3 separate regions of the Homo sapiens genome follow, and all the other regions are linked to region 1. A link is a loop called in an ENCODE intact Hi-C map of the cell type or tissue named here. Cell type or tissue: heart left ventricle. All regions are shown on one strand. Links, peaks and the distances in the headings refer to the core of each region. The heading gives the core; the rest is flanking DNA. Region 1 holds the start of LOC105378780 (a long non-coding RNA gene). Region 2 holds the start of GNG12 (G protein subunit gamma 12). Region 3 has its middle 40 kb from the start of GADD45A.

Region 1 (5,675 bases), core at 275-5,274:
GCTGCATCCCACTTGCAAGGGGGAGTTAGGTAGTGTTTAAGTGCACACACTCTGAGCCAGACAACCTATGTTGAATCCTGGTCCTGCCACTTACTAGCTGTGTGACCTTGGATGAGTTCTTTAACTTTAGGCCTCAGTGTCAGCACCAATAAAATGGGAGCCATAAAAAGAGAATGATGGCTTCATGCAGAGGTTGTGGACACTAAATGATCTGCAGCAAGTAAAGCACTTAAAAAAGTGATTTACTTGCTGGGGCCGAGTCAGCCCCCTGTGAGCCCGTGAGCATTAGCAACAATCATCTGGCTGACCTCCCACACCCAAAAGGTGCTCTGGCCCTGGCAGAATCCAGCAGGTCCAGGAGGAGCCCACTTCCTCATGACTCCAGACACAACATCTCCTTCTTCCTCCTTTCCCAAGCTCGTGACCTAGTGGGATCCCAGCTGCTCACGTCAGGACAGCCCAGTTTCCCGTCCTTTTCACTGGTGATTTCCAACTAGGGCATGGGTGGAGTTTTCATGACAGGAAATAAATCTTGTAGAGAGCAAAACAATGAAAGCAAAACTCGTCATATGCCACGTTTAACCAATTTCTTCTCTTGGGTTTCTACTTCACACGGCAGCGTCCGTTTCTGCTTTATTTTCATATCTCCCATAGTTTCCAGTGTGGTTAGAAAACCACCCAGGACCACACAGCTACTAAATGCAGGAACAGGGGTTTGAACCTAGACCATTTGATTCCACACCCTGCCTGCTTACTCCCTGCCCCACAAGGCCTAACCTCCCCTTACAGAATATGCCTTGAGGACAGGCATCACCTCCTAACCTACTCCTAGCCATGGCCAGCACCTAGCAGCTAGCACACAATAATCAGTACCCAGTGATAGACACGATAGGCTTGCTGCCTGACGTTACATGTTTTCATGTAATCTCTTCTCTTCAGAGTTGATTAAGTCAGGTTTGAATTGATGAGAGGCTGAAATATTCATTCATTCATTCATTCAGTGAGTCAGTCACTTATTCATCAAATGTATACTGAGTGCCTTACCTGTATCAGGCACTCTGCTAGGTGCTTGGGGTATGAAAATGAATAAGCAAACTCCCTGAACTCAAAGTGCTTAGGGTCTATGTCAGGGAGGCAGTGCAGGGGTTCTCCATCTTGGATGAACATTTTTTGTGTGGGGTAGGGGAGATGGAGTCTCACTCTTGTCATCTAGGCTGGAGTGCAATGGTGTGATCTCGGCTCACTGCAACCTCCTCTTCCCAGGTTCCAGTGATTCTCCTGCCTCAGCCTCCTGAATATCTGGGATTACAGGCACCCACCACCACGCCTGGCCAATTTTTGTATTTTCAGTAGAGACGGAGTTTCACCGTCTTGTCCAGGCTGGTCTCGAACTCCTGATCTCAGGTGATCCGCCCGACTAGGCCTCCCAAAGTGCTGGGATTACATGCATGAGCCACCACACCTGGCCCCGGATGAACATTTTAATCTCCTGGGGAGCTTTTTAAAAAATGCTGATACCTGAATCTCACTCCAGTGATTCTGATTTAATTGTTATGAGATAGGACCCTCAGATATTTTTCTGCTTGTTTTTTTTTTAAGAATAAACTTTTTACTTAGATGACCTTGAGATTTACAGAATTATTACAAAGATAGTACAGAGTATATAATTCCTGTATACTCCACCCCGCCATTTCTCTTATTGTTAACATCTTACATCAGTGTGGTACATTTGTTACATTTAATGGATCAATATTGATATATTTTTATTAACTGAAGTCTATGTTTTATTTAGAATTCTTTGTTTTTCTTTTAATGTCTTTCTTCTTTTCCAGGGTCCCATTCAGGGTCCACATTACATTTAGTCGTCAGGTCTCCTTAGGCTTCTCTTGGCTGTGACAATTTCTTGGCTTTGGGTTTGTTTGTTTGTTTGTTTGAGTTCCTCAGATTCTAATATATAGCTAGGGTTGAGAGCTTTTGGTCTAGGGACACGAGCATGGAAACTCTAGACATAGGCCATCTGGGTTCCAGTCCTGGCTCGACTGCTTATTAGCTCTGTGACCTTGGTCCAGTCAAGCAACCCCTCGGAGCCTCTATTTTCTCATATGTAAAAAGGAGGTATTAGGAAGAACTACCCCATAAGTTGTGTGAAGATTCATTCACGGCAGTGTTTCCCAACTTTTCATGCCATGGCATCCAGAGAAAATACATGGTATTTTTTGTTTGTTTGTTTGTTTTTTGAGACAGAGTCTTGCTCTGTCACCCAGGCTGAAGGGCAGTGGCACCATCTCAGCTCACTGCAACCTCCGCCTCTCAGGTTCAAGCGATTTTCGAGCCTCAGCCTCCCGAGCAGCCGGGATTACAGGCGTGTCCCACCTTTTTGTATTTTTAGTAGAGACAGAGTTTCACTATGTGGCCAGGCTGGTCTCAGACTCCTAGCCTCAGGCAATCTGCCCACCTCAGCTTCCCAAAATGCTGGGATTACAGGTGTGAGGCACCGCACTTGACCAGAAAATAGTATTTGCATTAGGTATTAACATAATTCACAAAACAAATGATAGTGGCATAAATGGATGAATCTACTCATAGCCAGTGGTAAGGTGATGAAAAATTGAGGCACATATGTCACCTGCAGTCCTGGTATGCCATGTTAGAAAGTTCTGCGTTGTCACATGTAAAAGCACTTGGATGCTGCCTAGGCCAGTGTGAACCCTCCATGTTTGCTATAAATAATACAGAAAGAGACAAACCTGTGAACAGCAAGCAGCACTGCAGCTGGGGCCAGTGATAGCGGCCAGTGCCAGGTTCTTCAGTGGCCCATTTGTAGTGACCTAGTGTGTCTCTCCAAAGGGAATGTTCATCTCTTACTGCAGCAGGAAGGAGCTGCTCTCACTTCCTGTTGGACTCTGGGTGACCTGCTAGGGACAAACCCCATGATACTTCAGCACACTGTGAGAAACAAGAGTAGCCAGGCCGCTGGCACCTGAGGCACACAGAAGCTGCCAGCAAATGAAACAGAAGACTCAGGAGCCTCCAACTCCGTGCAGCCCTCCTGCCACCTGCCTGCCTCTCTGGCGCCACCGTCTGGTGTTGTCTGGGTGTTTTATGACCACCAGTACCTGCTAAGAGGCTGATTTTTTTTCCCTGGAGATTTTTTTTCCTTTATGGAGAAACTTAAGGCTTGGGGACATATAATAAAACTAATATCTTGGGAGGAAAACATCAAAATCCACAATAGAAAAAGAAGTTAACACTGTCTGGGCCGTAGCAGAACCCAGAAAACATATTCATATAATTGAAAAAGTCTACAGCTTCATAATTGACCTTTTGAAACAAAATGGCCTATCATAGTTGCCATCTGTGGTTCTTGACACTGAGGTTCATAGGATAAGCTATGAAGTCTTCAAGTCTTGAGGTGAATTCCTCAAGGGGTTATTTGGCTTTGCAGTCAGTTTTTCTTGACTAAGAGATATCAGCAGCAACTGCACCCACCTCCTGGGCAGCTTCTCTCCTGCCACAATGAGCCTGTAGAACGCCGTGGCTCATCCAGTTTGGACCTGAGAAACTTGGGGGGCTCCAGCATCAGCAGCAGCTCAGAGTTGTTAGTCTCTGGCAGCATTCTTATCATCTTTCCAGCCAGGTTTGAATGCATTGTTTGGATGAGCGGGAGCAAACATTCTCCCAGCATCTGCTTCTGTTCATAGGTGGGGGGCTGTGCCAGTATGCAGCGGTTCCACAGCTCCTGCCCCTGCAAGTGGACCTCAGCCTGGATGCCTGCAGAGGCCATACCACAGGATGAGGGCTGCAGATACTGCAGGCTTATTTGTATGGTGCAATAATGCTGGTCATTTTGACCCCAGCCAAGTTTTGTTACTTCAAAGTTGATCTCAGAATCAAGTTCCTGGTTCTAGCGTTCCAGTCCATCTTAAGTAACAGGAAGCCTTATTTTCTTCACATTTGCTAGCTGTGTATTTCCTGAGGCTGAAGAAACTAGAGATGGGAAGGACTGTTAACTCGACAGGGTTCTCTGCAATTGACCCACAAATGTGCCAGCACCATCCCTATCTGACAGTTCTTATGCCTCTGATACCCAGAGAGACTCATGGATGATTCAAAAATAGTGACAAGGCCAGGTGCAGTGGCTCATGCCTGTAATTGCAACACGTTGGAAGGCTGAGATGGGAGGATTGCTTGAGCCCAGGATTTCAAAACCAACCTGGTCAACATAGCGAGACCCCCGTCTCTACAAAAAAAATTAAAAGTTATCCAGGTGTACTTGTGCGTGCCTGTAGTCCCAGCTATTCAAGAGGCTGAGGCGAGAGGATCGCTTGAGTCCAGGAGCTCGAGGTTGCAGCAAACGGTGATCATGCCACTGCACTCCAGCCTGGGCAGACTCTCAGAAAAAGTCATAAATACTGATGTGCAGAAAAGATTTCTCACCATTATAAAGCATGTTCTTCCTGTGTTCCTCCTCTTACAGTGAAATGCATACATGGCGAGAGTTTTTGTTTTTTTGTTTGTTTTTGAGACGGAGTCTCGCTCTGTCGCCGCACTGGAGTGCAGTGGCGCAATCTCGGCTCACTGTAACCTCCACCTCCCGGGTTCAAGTGATTCTCCTGCCTCAGCCTCCTGAGTAGCTGGGACTACAGGCGCCCGCCACCACGCCCAGCTAATTTTTGTATTTTTAGTAGAAACGGGGTTTCACCATCTTGGCCAGGATTGTCTTGATCTCTTGACCTCGTGATCCACCCATCTCAGCCTCACAAAGTGCTGGGATTACAGTCGTGAGCCACCGCGCCCAGCCAATGGCAGGAGTTTCATAGTTGGCAGAGCCGGGTTCAAATTTTAGCTGTGCTGTGTGACCTTAAGTAAATTTTTTAACCTCCCTGAGCCTCCATTTCCTCATTTGTAAAATTAGGCTGCAAATACCATCTTGAAAGGGTTGTGTTGGGAGAATCAGGAAGGACAGACAAGTGCTAAACAGAACGCCTGGCTCGGAGTCACATCGCAACCAACAGTAACCTAGCCTATGGTTCTTTCCACCACAACTTTGGGAGGCGGGATGGGTATTCTCCCCACTTTATAGATGAAGAAATTGAAGTTCCGAGATTTCAAGTGACTGATCCATGTGAGTGGCAGAGCCTGCTGGGGCTCAAACTTAGGTTTTCCAGACACCGAATCCAGGGCCCTTTCCTCACACTACGTGCAAACTGCCTACTCTTCTCCCTGCTCCAAGGTGGCAGGCACTGGGCTGAGGCTGAGATCATGTGGCTGGAGAAACCACCCACGGTCAGAGAGAGCCAACGCAGAGACTAGAAGATCCACCAGACAGGCGTGAGCTGGACGCCCGGAGCGCGGGAGTGAGGACCCAGACGCAGGGTGGGGAAATTCAACTCGGTGTCCCAGGCAGGGACGGCCAGAGGGGCGTGTGAGACTGAGGCTCTTGGCATCAAAGCACAAAAAGCCTAACAAGCAGCGATGAAGGCTGACTCACAAAGAGACACAGTGACACGAGAAGCCAGACTCGAGAGGAGACATATGAAGACACTCAGACGTGGGCAGAAACGGAGGAAAATTCTACTGAGGAGGTTCCAAGATACCATTAACTGAGCCTAACTTGCCTCTTGTGGGTGTGGCAGGGGAGAACTCCCTGCCTGTGGTAGAGTCAGTTGAAATAT
Region 2 (5,675 bases), core at 406-5,405, 270 kb before region 1:
GTCCTTAGGTTGTTAGGAGGATTAAAAGGTTTAATATATGTAAAGCACTTAAAGCAACATCTGCTACGCAGAAAGTGCTGGTTAAGTATTAGCTCTTATCATTCCTGCCTTGCTATTAGGTTGATGCAAAAGTAATTGCGGTAATAACTTCTGTACTAACCTAATACTATCTCGATCAGTGCTTCTCAAACTATCTGTGATATTTTATTTTCAATCTGTTGCAGGCTGATGCCTTTCCACATAAAAGAAAAATGAAATAGACATAAAATACAAAGCTGCATTTTAAACGATTTAACAGACATAAAATTACTCTGTCAAATTGCTGTAAGTTTCTACATGCTCATCTTCAATTTCTATGCTCATCCCTTTGTAGATGGGTAACGGTTTGCAGACTGTCACTATTCCATGAACCACACTTTGAACAGCACTCAACTAGAAAAACCTTCGACAAGCCGCTTAAGTTACTGGTGGCAATATGTGGTGTTCCAGCTTCCAGGTTTTTTCAAGAGACTAATGAGAGAAAAGTAAGAGTAAGTACATGAAAGCACTTATTAAACTATAAAGTGTCCCAGGAAGGAAAATTAGTAGCATAGCTTAGAGGAGTCTATTCTGTGGTCTGTGGCCAAAAAATACAAACTCCAGTATGCCACCCTCTCAGTCCCTGTGGTGTCAAGCTGTTCTGTTTCAGGTGTATCATTTGAACTGTTAGTACTTGTGAATCAGTCAAGCATTTCCTAATGCTGAACAGAACAGGAAATAAAGACCCCTCTGGCAGTCTGTGGCTTGCATCCCACAAACCACCGCCATCCGCAGCTTGCTAAGACCACACTCCTGGGGCAAGGCATGCATTCATACACCTACTCTACCTGTGACACCTCTTCTACATGTGCAAATGATTTCACTAAACCTGAAACTTGCTTAGGGGTCAGAAGGAAAGCAAGAGGGAATATAATGCCCTGACTGCAGTCCCTAGTTCCCAGATTCCCCAGGGCCCACTTGTCCTCAGTTGGTGAAACTCAATACACAGACATCCCTCACCAATGCTTTCAGACTCCATTTCAAGTGTGGACTCTGCCCACACTGGTTCTAAGTGACCTACTTTGGCCTCACCTCTTTTCTCTCCACCCTGTCAAACAAGAAAGCGGCTACCTAGGAATACTCTAGAAGTCCGCTGAGTGGTTTTCTGAACATCCAGCTTCTTTACTCTTTCTGGACTCCAAGAAGGCAAGCCCCTTGTCTGATTCATCTTTGTACCTCTCCCATCACCTTTAGCATCGCAGTTGGTACACAGCGGGTGCTTGGTAATGTCTGTCGAATGGCCAAAGGAATAGTACAAAATCTGTGGAAGCGGAAATGGCTCCTCCATTTACCCGACCTTGAACCCTTCCAGAAAAGACCAACCAAATCCCATTAATTCATTAGGCAGAACTCTGCCAGGTACTGGACATTCGGAAACAAATTTCAGGGGGTCGGGGCAGATGGACGGGAAGCTCATGGTGGGTGGATGTACTACAAATTCTATAATCCGCAGTTATACCTCCACTTTCTGGGAAACTTCTCTCCGTGGCCCCAGGGCCCTTTAAATGTTACTATGCGTGTTTTCCTCCATAGTTTCTGGAACAGAACCAAACTTTCGTGTAGGGGTTTGGCAGCGCTCATCCTCACAGCCCTGGGGACCGCTGGCACAGGGGCAAGCGAGGCGTTCGCACGCGAAGGAAACTTGCGAGGAGTCAGGGCGGCCCCGCGCGGGGGCGGGTCGTAGAGTGGGGGCCCTCAAGTCCTAGAACTTCAGGTCCTCCATGAGAATTAGAGGAAGGGGGATGGCCAAAGACGACCAGACGTCCACCGAGCTTCCACAGGCCAGGCCTCGCCCCTCCTCCTGCGGGGCCACAACGCGGGCTCCCCGGCCCGGGACAGCACAGCCAGGGCGTCCGGGCGGGAGGCAGGGCCCGGCGCGGAGGAAGGAGCCCGGGGCCGCCGCCGCCCCGCCCACCCCAGCGAGGCGGAGCCGGCGCCCGGAGGAGCAAGAGGAGGAGGAGGAGGAGAGGTCGGAGCCGTCTCCAGGAGCCCTTAGAGACCGAGTCCCGGCGGCGACGGCGGGGCAGCGCACCGGCAGGCGGGTGAGTACCAAGCGGCGGGCGCGGGTGGTGAGTCGGGTCCCCGCGGGGTCGGGGCGCGGCGCGGGGCGTCGGCCAGCGAGTTCGGGGGCCGCCTCCGAGTCCCGGGTGCTGGGAAGCGAGATGGAGGGAGGGAGCGGAGGAAGGAAGGAAGGAGGGAAGAGTGTCCTGCTGGAGGGCGGGGACTGGTCTGGGCGCTGGGCGCCGGAGACCGGGGGGAGGGGGAGGAAGGGGCCAAGGGACACCGAGACCCAGAGGCAGAAACGGCGCGCGCGCCCTCGACGGGCGGCCGCCCGAGGTTGCGGGAAGCCGCCCCCACGGCTGTGGCTGGGGCTAGGGCTGGGGGTGGAAGGAAAGGTCTCCCCTTGAGCTCGCTTGCCTCCTCGCCAGCCTGCGGCCGTGCGCCCCGCGCCGGGTTGGGAGGCCCCCAGTGTTCCCAGCCGTGGCTTGTGGTGGTGTCAGGCGTTGGAGGAGGGCTGGCATGTGGGGGCGACAGGGACGCCACGCCCCTCTGCCTACTTTCTACCTCCCGGGACCAGCCGGCGGGAGCGCAGCCTTGGAATCCGCTGGGCGCTGGGGGTCTAGCAGGGAAATAGCGGGTCGCAGAGGGGAGAGCCCATATGACGCACCCCGCGAGGGACCCCCGAGTGGGGACCCGAGGCTGCTTTTCTGCAGACTGTATTTGCAAGTGGTAAGGGGGAGGTTGAGGCTTAGTCTTGGGTGATTTTTTTTTTTTTAATTATTGCCCCGACAGTTATCCCGTGGGGCAGGGTGAATTCTGTTTTTCATTTTAATTAGGGCATATCAATTAAAGCTAACTTTAAAACGCTGTCACTTAGCACCTCCCGTCACTCACTCGTCCCTCGCTTTGTGTGTCCTGTAAACTTGGCTTAAATCATTCATAACTCACGATAAGGAAGCCGTGATTCTTGTTCACGTCGCCGCAGTGGAGTGAAACTTTGCCCAACTGGGACTGAGTGGAGGCATTGCTGCGGCCGGTCATCTGGTGGTCATCCTGCCGGGCGTGGTTGTATACAAACAAGTGGGTCGAGAAGGAAATCTCTGAACACCAGAGGTAGAAGGGAGGTTCCTGCGCCCACGTGTCAGGGCGCGTTTAATGGCTGCTCCCAGCGGAAACAAACGGGAATTTATTAGACCGTGTGGAGTTGGACAAACTTCACATGATTAGCTTCCTTCCCATCAGTTACTTCCTCTCCCCCCTGCTGTCTTTGCCGACACAGTTTATATTTCCTGGGGCGGTTGTAGCTTCGCCTGAATAGGCTGTGTATAATGAATCTTTTGGATGTCGTCAGAGGCAGGGTCTGCGTCTGTGCCTTCTCTATTTTAAAAGCGGAGTTTGGCTTTGTTTTTAAAAGTGCTAGTCACCAGACTGCACCCTTGCCAGCGCTTCGCAGCTCTCGAAGTAAATTATCGCAGGATGGCGGCCCTCACCTAGGAGAACCAGGAAGGCAGGCAGCGCTAGAACGACGGGATTGAATTTTACTATTGCCAAAACAATCACATTCAAGTAAGGAGCTGTTTTGTTTTGTTTTTGTTTTTTTAACCAAATTATATATACTAGCAAGCCCCTTTTCTAGTAAACTAACGTTATTCACACACACAATTTTTAAAGTAATCAAAAATTTTACAGAGTCTTAAGTGATAAAAGGACTTTCAGATAAAATGTTCAGTCCCTTTGCCTTCTCTAATAGTTAACCAGCGCCGTAAAGCCCTGGTTTAAGTCCAAAAAATGCTGAAAAGTCTACTGCGTCGTTAGACCTTATAAATAATGCAGTCCTATTTTTGCTGTATTTAACTCATGTAATTTACTAGATATCGAACCCCCAACAGGGCACACAGCACTTAGATTTGTGTAGAAATATATGAAAATGTGAATCTGTGTTTCACAAGAGCCTGAAAAAAATAGAATTATAAAAATTTCCTGTCCAGAAAGCTCCAGTCTTACTTGAAAGCTCTCTAACAATTAGATTTGTGGATTTGTGTTGTCACTTGTTAGAGAATATCGGTGGTTTATTAAAGTGTGAGAGCAAAGGGCTTCATGGTCAGAAAACTTGAGGAAGTGGTTAGCCAATATCAAATTAGTTTTTTTTAAAATTAGAATTATGTGATTTATTGTGTTTTGCTTTGTTTTGGAGTTTTATGTCAGCTTAAGCTTAACCTAGGAAGGCAAGTTGTGAAAGCAAGTAAATTTTTCTGAGCCCTAACTTGGAAGAGAAGCTTGTTTAACAGTGATTTGGGGTGTTGGCTTTGGAGTCAGACAGACTTAGATGAAAATATTAGCTATTTAACCTTTTTCAGTCTGATTTATAAGATGGGGATAATAATGGTCTCTATCTGTAGGGCTTTACAGAAAGTATATGAAAACTTTGTCTTTGGAAAACACTTAAACTGGACTTAACACGCAGTACATGGTCAAAATTATTAGATATTTATCTAGCTTGTTCAAGCAGCAGGCTACTGGATAAATTGCAGGGTGGCAGCTTGAACCTTCCGGAAATGCTAGATAGAGCAATTTCAAATTCTACAGAAAGTAACTGGTGTGTGTGTGTTTGTGTGTGTGTATGTGTGATGTTTCTACCACAGCAATATGAATAATTATGATTAAAGGATTAATAGTTTTAATATGCTTTTAGTGCTAAAGTTACAGTTGCATAGTAATTTTGACAGTCAGAAACATTGCATTATCCTTTACATTTAAAGAGAATTTATATTTCAAATAGTTGTGTTTATTAGCCCTAGGTAAGAAATTAAGCCAGGAACAGAAGTATTCATCTTTAACCAAGTGTAATTCTTAATCAAAGTATGAAAACATGTGACCCAAGGGTATCCGGTTATTTACTTTTGCATGTGCTGATGTCCAAGGCCAACAGATAAGCCATAAGAAGTGTTAGGCTGATTGTGAGTCGTTGTTTTATTTGTAAACTTTCATGAGATTGGGTGTTCAGTTAATTCAGGAAATCTACTCATCACATTGTTGACTCATTTCCTAAAATCTAAAAAATTTTTTAAATGCCTTCATCTTGCCAGGCGCTGTGGCTCACACCTATAATCCCAGCACTTTGGGAGGCCAAGGTGGGCGGATCACCTGAGGTCGGGAGTTCAAGACCAGCCTGACCCACATGGAGAAACCCCATCTCTACTAAAAATACAAAATAAACCAGGCGTGATGGCGCATGCCTGAAGTCCCAGCTACTCGGGATGCTGAGGCAGGAGAATCACTTGAACCCAGGAGGCGGAGGTTGCGGTGAATCGAGATCGTGCCATTGCACTCCAGCCTGGGCAACAAGAGCAAAAACTCTGTCTCAAAAAAAAAAAAAAAAAAAGCCTCCATCTTTAAAACAAACCCTTTAAAGCTTCTTGTTTTTGTCCTAATGCACGTCAGGTGCACAGAATTGGGCTGAACCAGGATCTTAGCTCATGCCACAGATGATTTCTCATTTTACTAATTGCTCCACTGGGACACAGAGATGTGGTTTATAATAATTTTAAATAACTATAAAGGGTACAGTGTGATTATTAATTGTTTCTTGCCTATGA
Region 3 (5,675 bases), core at 383-5,382, 83 kb before region 1:
TTTTAAGTAAACTCACATTGTGCAAACATCACCACCAACCATCCACAGAACATTTTTCATGTTGCAAAACTGAAACTCTGTACCCATTAAACAATAACTCCCCATTCTCCCCTCCTTGACAACCCTTGGCAACCACCATTCTACTTTCAGCTTCTGAACTGCACTACTCTAGGTACCTGCCATAAGTGGCATCATACAGTATTTGTACTTTTGTGACTAGCTTATTTCCCTTAAAATAACATCCTCAAATTCATCAATGTTGTAGTATGCGTCAGAATTTCCTGTCCTTTTAAGGCTGAATAATATTCATTGTATGGGCATACCACATTTTGTTGGTCCATTCATTGTGGACACTGGGGTTGCTTCCATCTTTTAGCTATTGTGAGTAATGCTCCTGTAAACACAGATGGACAAATATTTCTTCAAGATCCTCTTTTCAATCGTTTAGGGATTTCAATACTTTTTAGAAGCTCTTCAGGTGATCTAAAACACAGCTAAAGCGGAAAACCTCTCTTTTACGTATAGGAGAAGAAAGTCAAGGGGATGATGAGGGATTTGGGGGACTATGAAACAGTGCAAGGCTTGGAGGAGGCAGGCATGAGAAAGAGAGGGGAGAAACAGAGGACTACGAAGAAGAGAGGATGTCAGATTATGTAATACCTGAAGCTGACATGATGTTATCTGCTGACCAGAGCAGGGGAAAGGGAAAGAGAAGATTGACAGCATTTGCTGAAAGGGATCCAATTGGGAGATAACGGGAGGAGAGATGATCAAAGTTAAAAGACAAGTAAAGGACCTGGGGGCATTTGTGTGCTGGAGGAGAGGGGGTGGAAATAGAAGGAACTCCTTTTTATTAAAATGAAGCTCACTTGAGAGCAGACACTTAAAAAAGTTTGTGGCAAGTGGGCTTAGAAATGGACGAAAAATCATTAGCAGGCTCTAGGCTGTCCAGGCCTCACAGTGGACGTGTGGCAGGCCAGGGCTCAGGGCCCCAGGATAAGGGAAAAAGGGATCATGGAAATGATCCAGGTTTGGAAATGGGCCAGAGGATGTGGCAGAAGGTTAAGGGAGGAGAGGGAGGCTAAGTGCCAAACGAGTGCTGAGTATTGCATACCTAAACAAACCCATGCCCTCATAGAAATTTCCTGGTAAAAACAGGGAGAGTCACTGTCACCTACATAGATAACATTAAGTGTTCCATCAAATCAATCAAATTGCCTCCCCTGAGCCTGCCCTTGCCATGAGCCTCTCTATCCCTGGACGGACTGTCTTCCTAGCGACTGGCCACTTTCCTTATAGATTAAGATCTTCCTTGCTGCATTCAGAAACCAGAATTCTCCCTTTGTCCTGCCACATTGTTCCCTTACACTGCAGCCAGCAGCCCAATCCAGGGCCACCAGTAACAGATGTCTAACACCTCAGGGAGTCCCCTCAATGAGTCAATGGGGTGACTTTGCACTTCTAGAAGTCCTTGCCCCCCCTCCTATACTATGGCAGCTGTGGGCTGAAGTGACAGTCCCCAGTGATCTCATTTTGAGCTCATCTTTATTTTTTTTAGATAAAACAAGGTTTTTAAAACACTTGTCCTGAAAAATCCATTCCCATCATCCTCCCTTCCTCTTAGATGACCCAATATGTCTTATCGATCTGGAACTTTCTTTATCTGGTATCTAATGGCTCACATGAAGCTTTGTTCCTATTTCCCTGTGATGCTCCTTTTACCCTCAAGCCTTTGTTGGCATTGTTCCATCTCTTTTCATTGCCTCTGTGGGTCTCAGCTTTATCCCTGTATAATTGCTCAGACTACCTCCTGCCTGCTCTGAGAAATCTGTCAGTTGCTGCCTGCTGCTTGCAGTCTGTTATCTTTTACTTGCTTCACTGGGCTTTTGGCTGCCCTCTGGACATTGCTGCTGTTCTAGGACTAGATATAGATCTGTTTTTTTCCACATTTTATTGCCTTTCTCTCTCTCTCTGTTTTCCCCTCCTTGCAGGCATGTTAGAGGCTCTCCAGCAGGCAAACAGCCTAGGGAAACCACCATCCTACTGGCATCCTTGACATGTCCAAACTGATGGTGTCCTTCAGTTGCAAATGTGCAGGCAGCCAGGCAAGGGGCCAGCTGACTCTGGAGCAGCCCAGTCCTCAGAGGATATGGAGGCAATTAACTTTGTTTAATAAATAAAATAGCCTAAGTTAACTATAAAAAATGTGAGCCTGGGAAAAGAAGATGTACTAGGAAGCATTCTCTCATTCTTCCCTTTGTGCATGCAGGGGAAACACTTCCATGTGCCATGTGGCTTCTGACTGATAATGGAGAGTGAGGCCCTTCCAATGCTCTTCTTGGAACTGCCTGGAAAGTTTTTTGCTGCATTTCTTTTTTTTTTTTTTTTAATTATACTTTAAGTTTTAGGGTACATGTGCACATTGTGCAGGTTAGTTACATATGTATACATGTGCCATGCTGGTGCGCTGCATTTCTAGTTGGCTTCCACTTTGCTCCAGCTTCTGCAGAGCTGCTGACCTTTGATCCCTTCTGTTTGCCTCTAGAAACTGGCGTAGGCCCTTGGCTTCCCATGTTTGTACGTCAGCATGCCCTGGGGACTTAGGCTGCTGCAATTCTTGGCTGCCACACACTAGCTTTGGTTCCATTTTGACTAACCAACTATAGGCACTGTGGTCAGGCCTTCCCTCTCTGTCCAGGCCTTCAGAGACTACCACATTTGGGAAGTGGAGGGGATAGTAGAACAGAGTTCCAAGGAATATTTGAAGTACATTTGTCCCTAGGTGGCAGAAATGTAAGAAGGGAGAATTTTCAAGGAAGAAATGGAAAGAGATTTAGAATAAGTTCTTTGCAATCTGAGTAAAAGAAATATAGGGGGAAAAAACTAGAGCATCAGTAAAGTGAGTAAGAATACCATGAATCCAAAATTGGTAATTTTAATCCAAAATTTAAAAATAGGGATAAACATTGGATCAAATATTGAAGTAGAACCTGAGAATCTATGCGATATAATAATAGTAACCTAGACCATCAATTTGCAACTGGCTTAAGTGCTATTTAAGGTAAATACCACTCCATGATCAAGAGAGTGAGGATGTCTGTCTTTACTCTTTTATTCTTTCACTGACTTCTTTTATAGATATTTTTGAACAGCAGCCCAGTACCTGGATGTTGCTAGATGTGACGGAAGATACAAAGAAGAACACATGGGGTCTGCCTTCAACATAGTTAGACATATAAAAAGTCAAGTTAGGATAAAGAAATGAAGAGTGTTTCAAGATAGTATATGATTAAGTATCAATTAAGTAAGTACTATGGGCCTGCAAGAGGGAGTACCCCTGCAGGCTGGAGGGATCACAGAGGGTTTATGGAAGAGATGGGCCTCAAAGGAACCTGGGTAAGTCAATAAAATTGTAAAGGAAAAGACAAATTCTCATGCTTAGTGATGACTTACTGAGTTCTCATTATGTACAACAAACTGTAGAAGAGCTGTCTCAAGTAGTCTTAGGCTAATGTCCCCATGGGCCTAAGATTGCAGCTGCAACTCCTTACAGAGCTGCATTTCGAACATAAAGAAAGGGGCGAGGGCCAAACATGTTCTCCTTGTGAACTCTCTCCATTTAGGGAGAAAGTCTTTGAAAAAAGATTTACCCTGAAATCTCACTGGCCAGAACTAACTCTTATGCCTACCCCTAGGCAATTACTGGCAAAGGTTTAAGCCAATCGTGATTCTTCCCTGGGCTGGCATAGACTGTGCACAGCTTTGATAAGATCAAGGGATCCCCATTTACTAACTGAATAGAACCAGAGTTCTGTCTGGCAGAGAAGAAAGTGAGGATGGTGGATGAGTAGGCAGTGAACAGTGTTTGCCACATTTACCATTAATGAACCATGCCCATGTGGCTTCTACACTGGCTGTAGCCAGTCCTTGACCTTGGCCTTCATTTACAACTTGGAATTTTTTCCCTATTGAAAATTATTGTTCCTGCACAATGGATCTGACACATGCAAGGAAAGCAACTCAAAATTCCATCAGTAAATTCTTATTCGGAGATCCTTTGGTCACATAAGATTGATGAATTGTCATACCTTTATGTATTTTAAGTTTGAAAAATGTTTTAAGTTAGGTATCATTTTTATGACTCCTAACTAAACTAGCTAAAAATTAACCTACAGACCTCTAGTTTCAAGACAAGAATAGATAAGTCTTTAGATACATCCAGATAAGTTTTAGATAAAAAGGCTTCTTATATTGTAGTCGCTAGATATATTTTTTTTTTGGTCTTAATTCCTCATTGGATTGAAATCTAGAGGGCAGAGTTCAATGAGCTCTAGAACTGAGTGATCCAGTATAGTAACCACTAGCTATATATGACTACTGAGCACTTGAAATGTGGTTAATGAGATGGAGGAAATGAATTTTTCATTGTGTTTTAATTTTAATGTAAAGTCTGATTTTATTATTGAAAAACTTTTAAGTATATTTGGAATAATTTATGTATGGGAATGTCCTTTCTCAGCTGTAAGCTGTATGAAACCTAAAAAAGCTTGACTATTTCCGATGAAAACGTAGTGTTTGAGATGAGTTGTGTCATAAGTATAAAACATATACTTCATTTTAAAGATGTAGTATGGTAAAAACTATGTAAATATATCTCTTAAATAATTTCTTATATTGACTACATCATGAAATGTCAATACTTCAAATATACTGGGTTAAAGAAAATATACTACTTAAATTAATTTTACCTACTTATTTTTACTGTGTTTCAAGGTGGCTATTAGAAAATTCTAAATTACATGTGTGGCTTTTGTTATATTTCTCTTGGACAGCGTTGCTGGAGTATATACTGAGCACTCAAATGTTTGTTGAATGAATGCTTTGGTGACTTGACCAAGGTCACTCAGAAAGATTCAAGACTGAGTCCCAGGTTCCCTTTCTCTCCATGTCATCTTCCTTTCCACCATTCCTTGTGGCCTTCTGTATCCCATACTGTGCTTCCTGGTCACACTCTTATACCCACCTGCAGGACAGAAACTTTCCTCATGGAGTGAGTTTTACAAACTCTGAGGAGAGGGAGAAACATCTGTGTTGAGGGTGTGTAAAGGCAGCAGCTTATAGAAAATGGAGCTCCCTTTGATAGAGAGAAGTAAGTGATTTAGGATGCCAAATCTCAGATGACCCTTTTGTTTTATATTTTGCCATTGCTGGGTGTCTTTTCTGAGATCGCCAGTCAGCGCATTGAATGTTCTTGTTCCAACTTTCTCGTTTCATAAAAAGGGTGGTTTTACACTTCTGGACAGATTTCTTGCTATCCCCAGGGCCCTAGTGACACAGAGCAAACAAGAGCAACGTAGGCTGTCTGAACACAATGGGAGGAAAGCCGAGAACAAGCGGCCACCCACGCTGCTCACCAGAGAAGCCCAGCATTCCCCTGGCTCAGAGAGCAGTTGCTTTGTTAGACCCTACACCAGAAGATTTGCTCTAAACCCGCTGAGACCATTCCCCCAGATTGCAATACTTACAGAACAGCGCTGCACACTGCTCTTCATAAAACACGCACGAAACCAGCTGGGCCTGTGAATCATCCACTGAAGTGAAAGCGCTGTAATTTCACATTTCCAATTTTTGGTCCTCATGTTCAAGCTGAAAGTGCCATTATTTTTGCAGGATTT

The links. Peaks named below come from ENCODE experiments on the same cell type or tissue, not always from the same donor. Only the 100,000 strongest peaks of a DNase experiment are listed, where the experiment ranks them.
Region 2: it touches region 1 in a loop (2.5-fold over the local background); 10 of 110 quality-filtered maps call a loop at or near these places.
Region 3: it touches region 1 in a loop (2.3-fold over the local background); 12 of 110 quality-filtered maps call a loop at or near these places.

The regions. Positions count from the first base shown.
Region 1 is chr1:67,559,232-67,564,906 of GRCh38, reverse strand. LOC105378780 (a long non-coding RNA gene) reads right to left here and starts at 2,859. Exons shown (of 4, transcript XR_947474.4): 1 at 2,748-2,859. In heart left ventricle, for the core only: a CTCF peak has its summit at 3,082 (motif pointing left); a DNase peak (open chromatin) is centred at 3,056; H3K4me3 peaks cover 68 bases; H3K27ac peaks cover 1,679 bases.
Region 2 is chr1:67,829,789-67,835,463 of GRCh38, reverse strand. It overlaps GNG12 (G protein subunit gamma 12), which reads left to right and starts at 1,997. Exons shown (of 4, transcript NM_018841.6): 1 at 1,997-2,120. GNG12-AS1 (GNG12, DIRAS3 and WLS antisense RNA 1) reads right to left here and starts at 3,176. Exons shown (of 10, transcript NR_040077.1): 1 at 3,028-3,176. In heart left ventricle, for the core only: no CTCF peak of the experiment used is centred there; DNase peaks (open chromatin) are centred at 2,123, 2,333, 3,123 and 3,521; H3K4me3 peaks cover 3,716 bases; H3K27ac peaks cover 2,956 bases.
Region 3 is chr1:67,642,621-67,648,295 of GRCh38, reverse strand. It overlaps the pseudogene HNRNPCP9. Among named protein-coding and RNA genes, the nearest start is that of GADD45A, 40 kb to the left of the region's middle. In heart left ventricle, for the core only: no CTCF peak of the experiment used is centred there; DNase peaks (open chromatin) are centred at 2,101 and 2,575; H3K27ac peaks cover 2,127 bases.